2 separate regions of the Homo sapiens genome follow, and region 2 is linked to region 1. A link is an interaction called in ENCODE POLR2A ChIA-PET data of the cell type or tissue named here. Cell type or tissue: MCF 10A. All regions are shown on one strand. Links, peaks and the distances in the headings refer to the core of each region. The heading gives the core; the rest is flanking DNA. Region 1 overlaps RIPPLY2-CYB5R4 (RIPPLY2-CYB5R4 readthrough). Region 2 has its middle 46 kb from the start of RIPPLY2.

Region 1 (5,390 bases), core at 311-5,310:
ACTATAACTCAGGTCTGAATGAAACCTATCTGACATATATTTTCTCCATAAGGCATACTACAGCTTTCTTGCCACAGCACTTCAGCACTATTCTTGGGGGCCATTTTAAACAGTAAAAACACCAACCAAAAACACAAAAGTGTAAAAATTATGGCACTAAACAGACCTCAAAAACAGACACTTTTTTTTTTTTTGAGACGAAGTTATGCCCTTGTCGCCCAGGCTGGAGTGCAATGGTGTGATCTCGGCTGACTGGAACCTCTGACTCCCGGGTTCAAGCAATTCTCCTGCTTCAGCCTCCAGAGTAGCTGGGATATGTGCCACTATGCCCAGCTAATTTTTTGTATTTTTAGTAGAGCTGGAGTTTTGCCATGTTGGGCAGGTTGTTCTCGAACTCGTGACCTCAGGTGATCCGCCTGCCTTGGCCTCCCAAAGTGCTGGGATCACAGGCGTGAGCCACTGTGCCTGGTCAAAAAGACACTTTTTTACAGTATAAGAACTAAAACAAGAAGTCAGAACATAGCCTTGTCTAACCTCAGCTAGGAATGTGCACGCTGGGCAACAAAGATATTTTTCACTGCTCTGTGTGTGTCTTTGAATGAATAACAGACACTGTGAGTACTGAGTTTGAGGTTATGAACGCAGTTTAGCAAGTAGGTAAACTTGCAAATATAAAGTCCATGAATAATGAGGATCAACTATATTCACAAAAATTTACACTACCTTCCTATGAGTAAATTTTAAAAGGTCTGTTGTAAATGAACCTAGAAATCTAAATAACTGCAATGGAAATATAACAGGACTAAATACTACTTCTTAGGATCCACTTCACAAGTTTTAAAAAATAGTTATGAAATTAAAAATACAGACCCATTATAAGCCACTTTTGCAGTGGCATCAAGCAGGCCTCTTCAATTTACTAGTATATGACAATCAGCATAAGGAGAAATCAAAATGTGTTCATTTCTAAATAAGTAAAATCCATTAAAATACCATTTGGAGAACCTAATCTGCTAAATTTTTAGCAACAGGGACACTAGTCCTTTGGCTGTAGTCAACTTTTTTTGAAATACCATTTATTCAAATGGACTGTTATTGAGTATCAAGCCACACTTCCCTTACCCTCACTAAGATAAAAGGGTGAACCATGCTGCCCAAATGATGATTTCACTACTTAATGCATCATTACTAACACTGACTGTACTACAATAAAACATATCATATTACAGTAAAAACAGTCTGATCTAGGCTTGACAGAAGAACTCTCAGACGAGTGATTTAGCTACTTGCTCAACACTTTACATATCTGTAAATCTTTAGTTCTTGAGAAAGAGAGGGAGAAACAAGAGAGAAAAATATAAAAGCATGAATTAATGGTAAATTCAAGTTTTTTAAAAAAGCAGTAATCCCCCTACAAACCGATTTCTTCAGCATTCCAATTAACTACTACTGCATTACAATAATTACATACTTTACAGAAAATGGTGAAAATTAAATGAAAAAATTAGGAACTTGATACACGTCTTAGAGATCATTCCAAACTGATGCTCATTTTTTATATCCCACTGTCAGCCAAGTGCTGTTTTTATACCATCATTTTAAGGTATGTGACTAGGCTCGGCACACCTGAACATGAAGCAGAAATGCTGCTACTTATTCAAAAAAAGAAAACAGTCCCCAAAATATTAGTCATAAAAACCCATACCAAATTGTATATTTTCTAAGATTTCCTGAAGAAACTGATTGTGTCTCCCACATTGTGATCAGTTGAATTCAGACCTAATCTAAAAATGGGGCAATTGTCACAAAATGAAGGAATTAGTACTTTAAAAAAGGGAAAAAAAAAAGGCACTATGATACCATGCTTCCCTGTGGCACAGTTTTGATGAAAACTTGGGTCCAAACACTATCTCTAACCTTCAAGACTAAAGTTGGCACACACATTCCCCCATTAAGAAGCTATCAGTAATATTTTAAATTAGAACAGCTGTGAAGAAAAAGGTAATTTTGTTTAGTCATGTTGTCAGGTTCTAACTGAGGTCTGAGGGGAGTGGGTGGGCAAGTGGAGGGTAGCTGGAAAAACACTTGAGGAATCGCAGACAGTTTCAACATGGCTTTACTCTCTCACTGGGTGTGAGCAAGCTGTATGTACAGCGTAAGCAGGGCAATTATACTTTTTACAGACAATAGTGACTCAGAGCCAAGCACGAGCTCACATGACATGGTTACATAATGTGCGAGGTTATGTGCCTGCGCTCCAAACCCGCTGAGTCATGCTGTGCATACAGGCCACCTCGGCCTACTCCTGACTAAAGCACAGCCATTTCCCTTACACATGTAATTTTAGTTTCATTGGGATCGTGCTAGAAGTTACCAGTAATCTGTTTGTCTCACATTCATCCTATTATTCCATGACCTTTGTCAACATCCTGGTTCACCTCCTGTTATCATCCGAACTTCTGTAAGAAGATAAATGCTTTCCTTACCCTATTTCAATTCACCACACCTACCACCAGATTAATCTTTCCAAGGCATACTCTTATAACACTGTCCCCACATTCAAATCCCTTCAAGAGTACACACTGCCATCTATATGAGGAACACATTTCCCAGTCTGGCTTTCAAGGTTGTCCACAATCTGACCTAACATACCTTTCCAGCCTTCCTTCTTATAATTCTCCAACAATTAACCTAAGCTCCAGAACACCTCAAACTTTCCTGTGTTTGTACCTTTGTTCAGGCCTTTCCTTCCACCTGAGTGCACTTCCTCATTTCCTATTGAAATCCTGTCTACTGCTTCAAGGCTTATCTCTACCACAAAAGCATCCCTGATTTTCCTAACTCATGTGTCTCCCTTCCAACAGTCTGATATCACTTACACTTTGTAGCCCTCTTAAGGTGCTTCACTCTGCCTGCTAACAATAATTTATCCTTCCTCCATCAGCAGGGTCTAAACTGAGTATTTCTTGATAAAATAAAAGACCAAACTCTGTAAAAAGATTTAAAAAAAGACACATCTTATTTCTACAAAGAGGGGAAAACATCTTACTATAGATAGAGTAGAACATGTTCCCCAGCAGAAACCTCTAAAAAATTCATGGCCAGGTATGGTGGCTCATGCCTGTAATCCCAGCACTTTGGGAGGCTGAGGCAGGAGGACTGCTTGAGACCTGGAATTCAAGACCAGCCTGGGCAACAGAGCAAGACCCTATCTCTAGAAAAATATAAAAAATAAATAGCTGGGCATGGTGGTGCACACTTGTCATCCTAGCTACTTAGGAGGGTGAGGCAGGAGGATTACTTGAGCTCAGGAGGTCAAGGATGCTGTGAGCCAAGATCAAGCCACTGCACTCCAGCCTAGGGGACAAAGCGAGATCCTGTCTCCTTTATAAAAAAAAAAAACAAACCATGATTAATTCAACCACCTTACCAGACGAGGTGCTATACATTCAAATCATTACAGAGGATATGGAACCGGGAGCAGTGTAGAGGTTAAGTATCCCAAATTCATAAATCTGAAATGCTCCAAAATCTGAAACTTTTTGAGCTCCAATATATTTAACAGAAACACTCAATGGAGCATTTTAAATTTCCGGTCTTTGGATTTGGGATGCTCAACCAGTAAGTATATAATGCAAATATTCCAAAATTTGAAAAAATCCCAAATTCAAAATACTTCTGATCCCAAGCATTTTGGATAAGGGATACTCAACCTGTATCACTTTTCAAACACAGCAATCCAGTCCCTTGTCCCCATCAATACATCATATGAATAATAAAGTCTAACTGTATTCTAATAATGCCTCAATTATCTAATATCACTAGGATATGAAGGGTTCACATAATCAAGTTTTCTAAAGTGGTTTCCTAGTGCAGAAACAGAACTCAGGCATGCCTGCAGCCTGGGCCAGCTGAAAGGTGTTCTTGGGAAATTAATCTTGACTTCACCCTATCTAGCAGAAAACACTCAGGCACAATGGGGAAGTCATTTTGTACCAGTTACTTGCAGCTGGTAAACAGATAGGGAGCATGAAGGAAGGATAAAGAGGGTGGCAAAAACCCTATAAAATGTCAAAAGGATCTTTTTGCACCTGCCAGAATCCTCATTCCAGATTGCTGGTACCATTCACATTTGTAGGTCTCTGAGGAACTTTGGGGAGCTGAACACCTGTTATGTCTCAATATAAACTACGTCATCACCTGCTGGAAGTTTCCATACCCTTTGCCACTGAAAATTTCACACTCTAATTGTGTCTGTTATGGGTGGAACTGTGTCCCCCTCCAAATTCATAGGTTGAAGTCCTAACCATCAGTAGCTCAGAATATGACCTTATTTGGATATAGGGTTGTTACAGATGCAAAATTAAATGAGGTCATACTGGAGTAGGGGAGGTCCCTAATCGAGTATGATTAGGGTCCATATAAAAACAGAAAATCTGACCACAGACAAGCACATAGGGAATATGCCACGTGAAGATGAAGTCAGATATTAGGGTAATGTTCTATAAGCCAAGGAACTCCAAAGATTGCCAGCAAACCACCAGAAGCTAGGTGAGAGGCATGGAACAAATTGTTACTCAGTCATCAGAAGGAACGAACCCTGCTGACACCCTAATCACAGACTTCTAGCCATCAAAACTATGAGACAAATTTCTGTTGTTTAAGCCATCTAGTTTGTGGTCCTTTGTTACGGCATCCATAGGAAATTAATACAGCATTTATTGGTGTTGATATCACCAATCCACTGTGAAAACCACCAGATACCTCTTTAAGTGACCATACTTCTTAAAAGTAAGTGTTACACTCATTGAACAAATACAAGTCAATGGCCTCTATGTGCCAGCCACTCAGGACAGAGCAGTAAGACCAACAATGTCCCTGCCCTCATATAGGTTATAGTGCAGTCAGGATAACTGACAACAAACCAAAATTATACAATGATAAAATTACAATTGCATTAAGAACAAAAATGATATATTTCCCTTCCTCTCTAAACAGATGGTAAACACAGTTAACCATGCATGGAGCCTCATGGTATAGTTGGATGCCTTTCATTTTTATTTTTGTTCCCCTACTAGATATCAGGTTGTTGGCTACCACAAAGTCAGCTTTTATCAGCTACCTTCTTGTCTGCCTGCTCACCTCCTCCAATACATTTATATTTAATTTGGAGTTTCTAATGCACTCTGAGCTAAACAAAATCAAGTAACTAATATTGCTAAGAAACATATACCATGTAATGAAAATTGCTGCAAGTGAAAACTGAAGATTTGGCTTTAATGCAGGACTTTCAGGTTTACTTTAGATTCTCAGAGATTTTTTTTTTCCAACAGAATTCTGTTATAAGGCTCTGAGACAGAAAGTTATTGCTATATAAACTGGATTTTACC
Region 2 (5,390 bases), core at 135-5,134, 60 kb after region 1:
TTCCAAGATCACGCTGCAAGCAAGTAGTGGAGCTGGATTTGAAGGCAGACCTGTAAAATTTCAGAGCCCGTGCCCTCTCTATCACACTACATGGTAAGGTGGAAAGAGGCTGATAATTAGAACAAGATGAGGAATGCTAAGGACATGAAATATAGTGTTTCAAGGTAATAATTGTTTGCAGGAAAATTTATATTAATTTTACTCTTCTTTTTTTTTTTTACAAACTTTTCTAATAGACCATTCCCATGCAAATGCTCAGATTTCTCGCTGCATCTTAAAAACAACAATGCTATGCCTATAATATTGAAATATTCAGTATTTCTGGCCACATATTGCAGTTCATTTATTGGCGTATAATAAAATACAACACTGCACCTATGAAAGCGAGAATATGGATTGTTTTTTAAAAACCTTAAAGAAGTGGATAATAAAATGTGTTTATAAAGTCATAAGGCCTATGTCAAAACTAGAAAACGAGTTGAATATCTTTCATTAAAACAAATGTTTTGTCCATAGTCAAAATGAAGTTTGCTAATTTGGACTTCCTGGCTTTTTCCCACTTTTACTCTGCAAGCATCTGTCGATCCTCTGTGGCAAGATGTCCATTGGCTGACTCCCATGCTCTTATATAACAGGAAGAAAACAACTCAAGCAAATTCATGCTCTTCTAGAATGAGACTCTTTAATGTGTATAAATATATTCCTTCTAAGGTCTTTCATTGTATTATATGCTTCTACCTCTAGAAAGGGGCTTTTAGCATTTTATGCATCTGATGCTAGAATATTTCGTGAAAGTGAATGTGATTATTCTTTTTGAGTTCTTTGGCATTTTCAGAAGAGAACACATTTTAAAATCTGATTATATTTCATTGTTTTAGCCAGATCAAATGTCGCCAGAATGCCATAGTGTGATATTTCTATGTTTTTATTTTTTTGAAATAGGTCTCTTTCTGTTGCCCAGGCTTAACTGCAGTGGTACAATCATAGCTCACTGCAACCTTGAATTCCTGAGCTCAAGGGATCCTCCCACCTCAGCCTCTTGAGTAGCTGGGACTACAGGTGCGCAACACAACACCTGGCTAATTTTTTTTTTACTTTCGTAGCGATGGGGTCTTGCTGTGTTGCCCGGGCTGGTCTTGAACTCCTGGGCTCAAGAGATCCTCCCATCTTGGCCTTCCAAAGTGCTGGGATTGCAGGTGTGGGCCATGGTGCCCAGCCTTAGTGTGACATTTCTAACCACCGTGGATTTATTTATAGAGTCTGAACATACCAAGATGATGGGAAATAACCTATGACAGATAAATTTATAGGAGGTAATTGTTACTGGATTGGAATCAGCATTTTTTCCCCTGAGATGGACTATATGTGAATTTCTGGGGAAGTGAATCCTCTTATAGTATTTATATATTTCCTGCACTAATCTATATAGTATCCATTTTTAGAATGAATTCATCAAGTTAGGATATTTTAACAGCTTTTAAAATGACTTGTTTCCAACAATCTTTTTACAAGATAGAGGTAATGACTGAATTACTGCTCTGAGACATGAGCTAAATATAGTGTCCTTTTGTAGCTCATTAAATGCAGAAACTTGATCTGGGTCTCTATATGGCAAATTCTTCAACTGCTCTTGGCTTGTGCCTTAATGTAGAACTGTAACATAAATGATTAAAGCTTTTGTAGTAAGCTTACATTTCATATCATGACTTCAGTACATTTCATTAGCATCAGGGACAAGTACCTTACCAATCTTGAGTGAATAATATTTCAACATTTTGGTGATTTTTTAAAATTTGCTTTATGTATATATGAGAAACTAGCAAGAATTGTATTATACTATAACAAAATACTTGGTTTGGTGTGAATCCAAATATAGTTTTATTAGTGTTGTTTTCTTTTTTCTTAACTGACTTTGCTGTTGAATAGAATTTTGTTTAAATCTTGACTACATGTTGTCCCTATATTGACTGAATCAACTGTTTCGTTTGGTAGTAGTTTATTAAGTAGTTTACCACAGAGTTCATGTTGTGGAATTAGGGACATTAATAAAATCAGAAAAAGAACAAATTTAGGTCTTAAAATAATTACTTGACTCTAACCCTGGTGTTTACATACTGCCCAGTACCTACTAAGCACTAAGAGCTATTATTTTTTAAATGGCAGAAGGTGAAGATATTATTTAACTACATCTACTTGATAATCATGGTGAGATAAAAGCAAAACAGAGAACCAATGGAATATGTGAATGAAATGGGGATTAATTTGTAGCATAAATTATGTACCCTATGATATTTAATTTTTCATTCTTTAAATGCTGACATAGTTACCACCATATCCTGAAGAGGAGGCAGGAATCTGAAGAGTCAGACACAGGAATGTGGGCATTACTCAGGAGGACTGAGGAACCTACCAGAATGGGGAATTTAAAAATAGGTCAGTGTCTCTTTCTCTTCAGATAATGTAGCACATAGGTTTAGAGGTGGGCAAAGCGATGGACTTAATCATTTCTCAAGGAAGCTCTCATGCCATTGATTCTTGCCTCAACTTTGTTTCATTTAGCAGAATATATTTCTGTATAAATTTTAAGTAACAACCAGAAATTATTATTCAGAATCCACACATTTTATTATGGCCTAATATAAAACCTTAGGCATATAGAGATATTTAAAGTCATCTCTAAAAATCTTTATTATATTATATATTAATATAGGTTTAATAATAATTATGAGAAGAACATGTGAATAATGTTTTCCCATGCATGCCAAACTGAAGGATATATATGGACTTTGACGGAGTCTATCTGTATCCATATTTTCTTATCAAAAAGTTCCTATTATGCAATTAAGCATTCCTTTCTGTTATGAGTACTATAAACCTTTCATAACTACCGAGTTCTAGTGATCCAAGAGAATGTAAACATTACCAACAAATGAGAATGTTCAAAGAACATTCTTCTATGATTCTTATTTGTCTGAATTATGTTACAAACGACTAGTATTAACTAGTTAATACGACTTTCTCCTTTGGACAGGACTTTAATATGAACGTTAAAGTACCCTAAATTTCTCACAGATTTTCAGGGACTGTGAAAAATAGTGTTTCTACTTGTGAACAATGCAATGTCATAGTTAGGATCAACTAATGAACCAACCAATGAAGAAATATTTGGCTAACCTCCTAGTCTTACAGATGAAAAAGTGGAAGACCAGACTGTTCACTGGCTTGCCCAGTCTCTAAGCTGGCTGGTGAAAGCACACCAACTAGAATCCAGATCTCTTAATTCTCAGTCCTCTCTGCTTTCAACATTGCACAGCTTCATATCTACATTGTCTATTGGATTTTCTTTTTTAAAAAATCACACAGAAATGAAAATGTGCTATATTAAAAGAAAATGGACTAGAAATTTTCCATGAAGAATATCTCTGGTCTCCAACATTATTGGCAGAACATGGCTATTTTCCACAGTGTTATGGTATCACCCTGCTATGGTTTGGCTGTGTTCCCACCCAAATCTCTCTTTGAATTGTAATAATCCCCACGTGTCAAGGGCAAGGCCAGGTGGAGATAATTGAATCATGGGGGTGGTTTCCCCCATAGTCTTCCCATATTAGTGAATAAGTCTCCTGAGATCTGATGGTTTGATAAATGGGAGTTCCCCTGCACAAGCTCTCTTGCCTGCCACCATGTAAGATGTGACTTTGCTCCTCATTTGCCTTCTGCCATGATTGTGAGGCCTTCCTCACAATCATAAGGTGAGTCCATTAAACCTCTTTCCTTTGTAAATTACGCAGTCTCAGATATGTCTTTATTAGCAGGGTGAGACAGACTAATATACACCTCATCCTATGAGTTCTATTTTAGGGGCCCAGCCCAGTGGCTCATATCTGTAACCCCAGTTCTTTGGGAAGTTGAGGCAGGAGGATTGCTTGAGGCCTGGGAAACAAAGTGAGGACTCATCTCTACAAAAAATTTAAAAATTAGTCCAGGGAAAGCAGAGTGGTGGCACACACCTATAGTCCCAGCTACTTGGAAGGCTGAGGCAGGAGGACAGGAGTTTGAGCTTACAATGAGCTATGATCACACCACTGCACTCCAGCCTCGGTGACAGAGTGAGATTCTGTCTCAAAAAAAAGAATTCTATTTTGATTTTCCAATTAAATGTAAAGATACACTTGAATGTACTGGCTTGTCAGTAGTTATAATGTATGTAGTAGCCCAGGAAAAAATAATCATAGCATCTTGTACACTTTTAAGTACAAAACTCATGCTCTGTAAATATTTGATGATAATGATGTTTAACATCGATTTGAAACCTTTTCAAAGTAAACACAAAATAGTTATGTTGCATGATTTACTTCTCTCCTTCAGACATATGCTTAGGGTAGAAATCTATCTTCTGGATTGACTTAGGTGAAGTGCTCATTAGAAGCAATAGAAAGAACTGGATACTTCCACCTCCTTTCTGGATCTATGTTTCTTTTATTCAGAAGAGTTCACCAGTTTTTAAATGATATATGTTATGCCACAGTATATTTTTAGTTAATTTCTGCCTCTCTGATAATTCCCCAATCTTCAAAAATGATGGAAGGAGCTGGGAACAGGACAGTTTGTAATTCAAGTAGACCCCACTAGAGTGCACCATATGAACCAAAAAGTTAATTTAACAAATTTTTTAGGTCTAAGGATGGTATCATTCATCACAACCCTAATCATCAAGTAACAACTTCTAAACATATAAGCAAATATGTGTATAGAAAAATATTGACTTGAAAACATAAGAAAAAAACACAGGATTTATGTTTACTGAATTTATACCTATTCTACTCCATGTGACCTGGCTTCAGGGAACACTAATGTTACCTTTTGCAAAGATAAAAATCATTTAACATGTTTGTGGCATGATAAACAAGCATAGATGTACTTACATGAATGTGACATACTACAGACTCTTATACTAAGGGTTTGATAGGCATCAATTTTATGTCCTGATAGAATGCTGGGGAGAGGAAAGTTGAATGTTTCAGAACAAAGAGAAAACAAAATCAAACACCAGAAAACCCTAGCATTGAAACAGAAATCATGGAAGACTAAAGTCAGCTGAAGGAACTAAGCACTAAAGCTTAGTTTCTAGTTATAAATGGTCTTAAATGAAAAGATAAATGCTTCCAGAGCCCTTGAGGAAAAAGGTAAGGAAAATAAGAGATCCATCTGGGAGGACTCTACAGGGATCATGATCTCAGGAGGAGCAGAGGCCATGGTGGCCCTGGAACACGATGGCATGCTATGTACTCTTAGCAACCTGCTGTGGCTCTAAATGTTAATTTTTAAAAAAGAGTTGATGTAAGAGAACATATCAGAGTAGGAAAAGGAAAAGAGATGGTTTAACTTTT

What was found. ChIA-PET counts read pairs that join two places held together with the same protein. Peaks named below come from ENCODE experiments on the same cell type or tissue, not always from the same donor. Only the 100,000 strongest peaks of a DNase experiment are listed, where the experiment ranks them.
Region 2: POLR2A ChIA-PET joins it to region 1 with 5 read pairs; 2 of 35 experiments call an interaction of 5 or more read pairs at or near these places.

The regions. Positions count from the first base shown.
Region 1 is chr6:83,864,628-83,870,017 of GRCh38, reverse strand. The region is part of intron 4 of RIPPLY2-CYB5R4 (RIPPLY2-CYB5R4 readthrough); the gene reads right to left. The region is part of intron 2 of CYB5R4 (cytochrome b5 reductase 4); the gene reads right to left. Among named protein-coding and RNA genes, the nearest start is that of CYB5R4, 7.6 kb to the right of the region's middle. In MCF 10A, for the core only: no CTCF peak of the experiment used is centred there; DNase peaks (open chromatin) are centred at 1,167 and 2,227.
Region 2 is chr6:83,804,337-83,809,726 of GRCh38, reverse strand. No RefSeq gene overlaps it. Among named protein-coding and RNA genes, the nearest start is that of RIPPLY2, 46 kb to the left of the region's middle. In MCF 10A, for the core only: no CTCF peak of the experiment used is centred there; no DNase peak of the experiment used is centred there.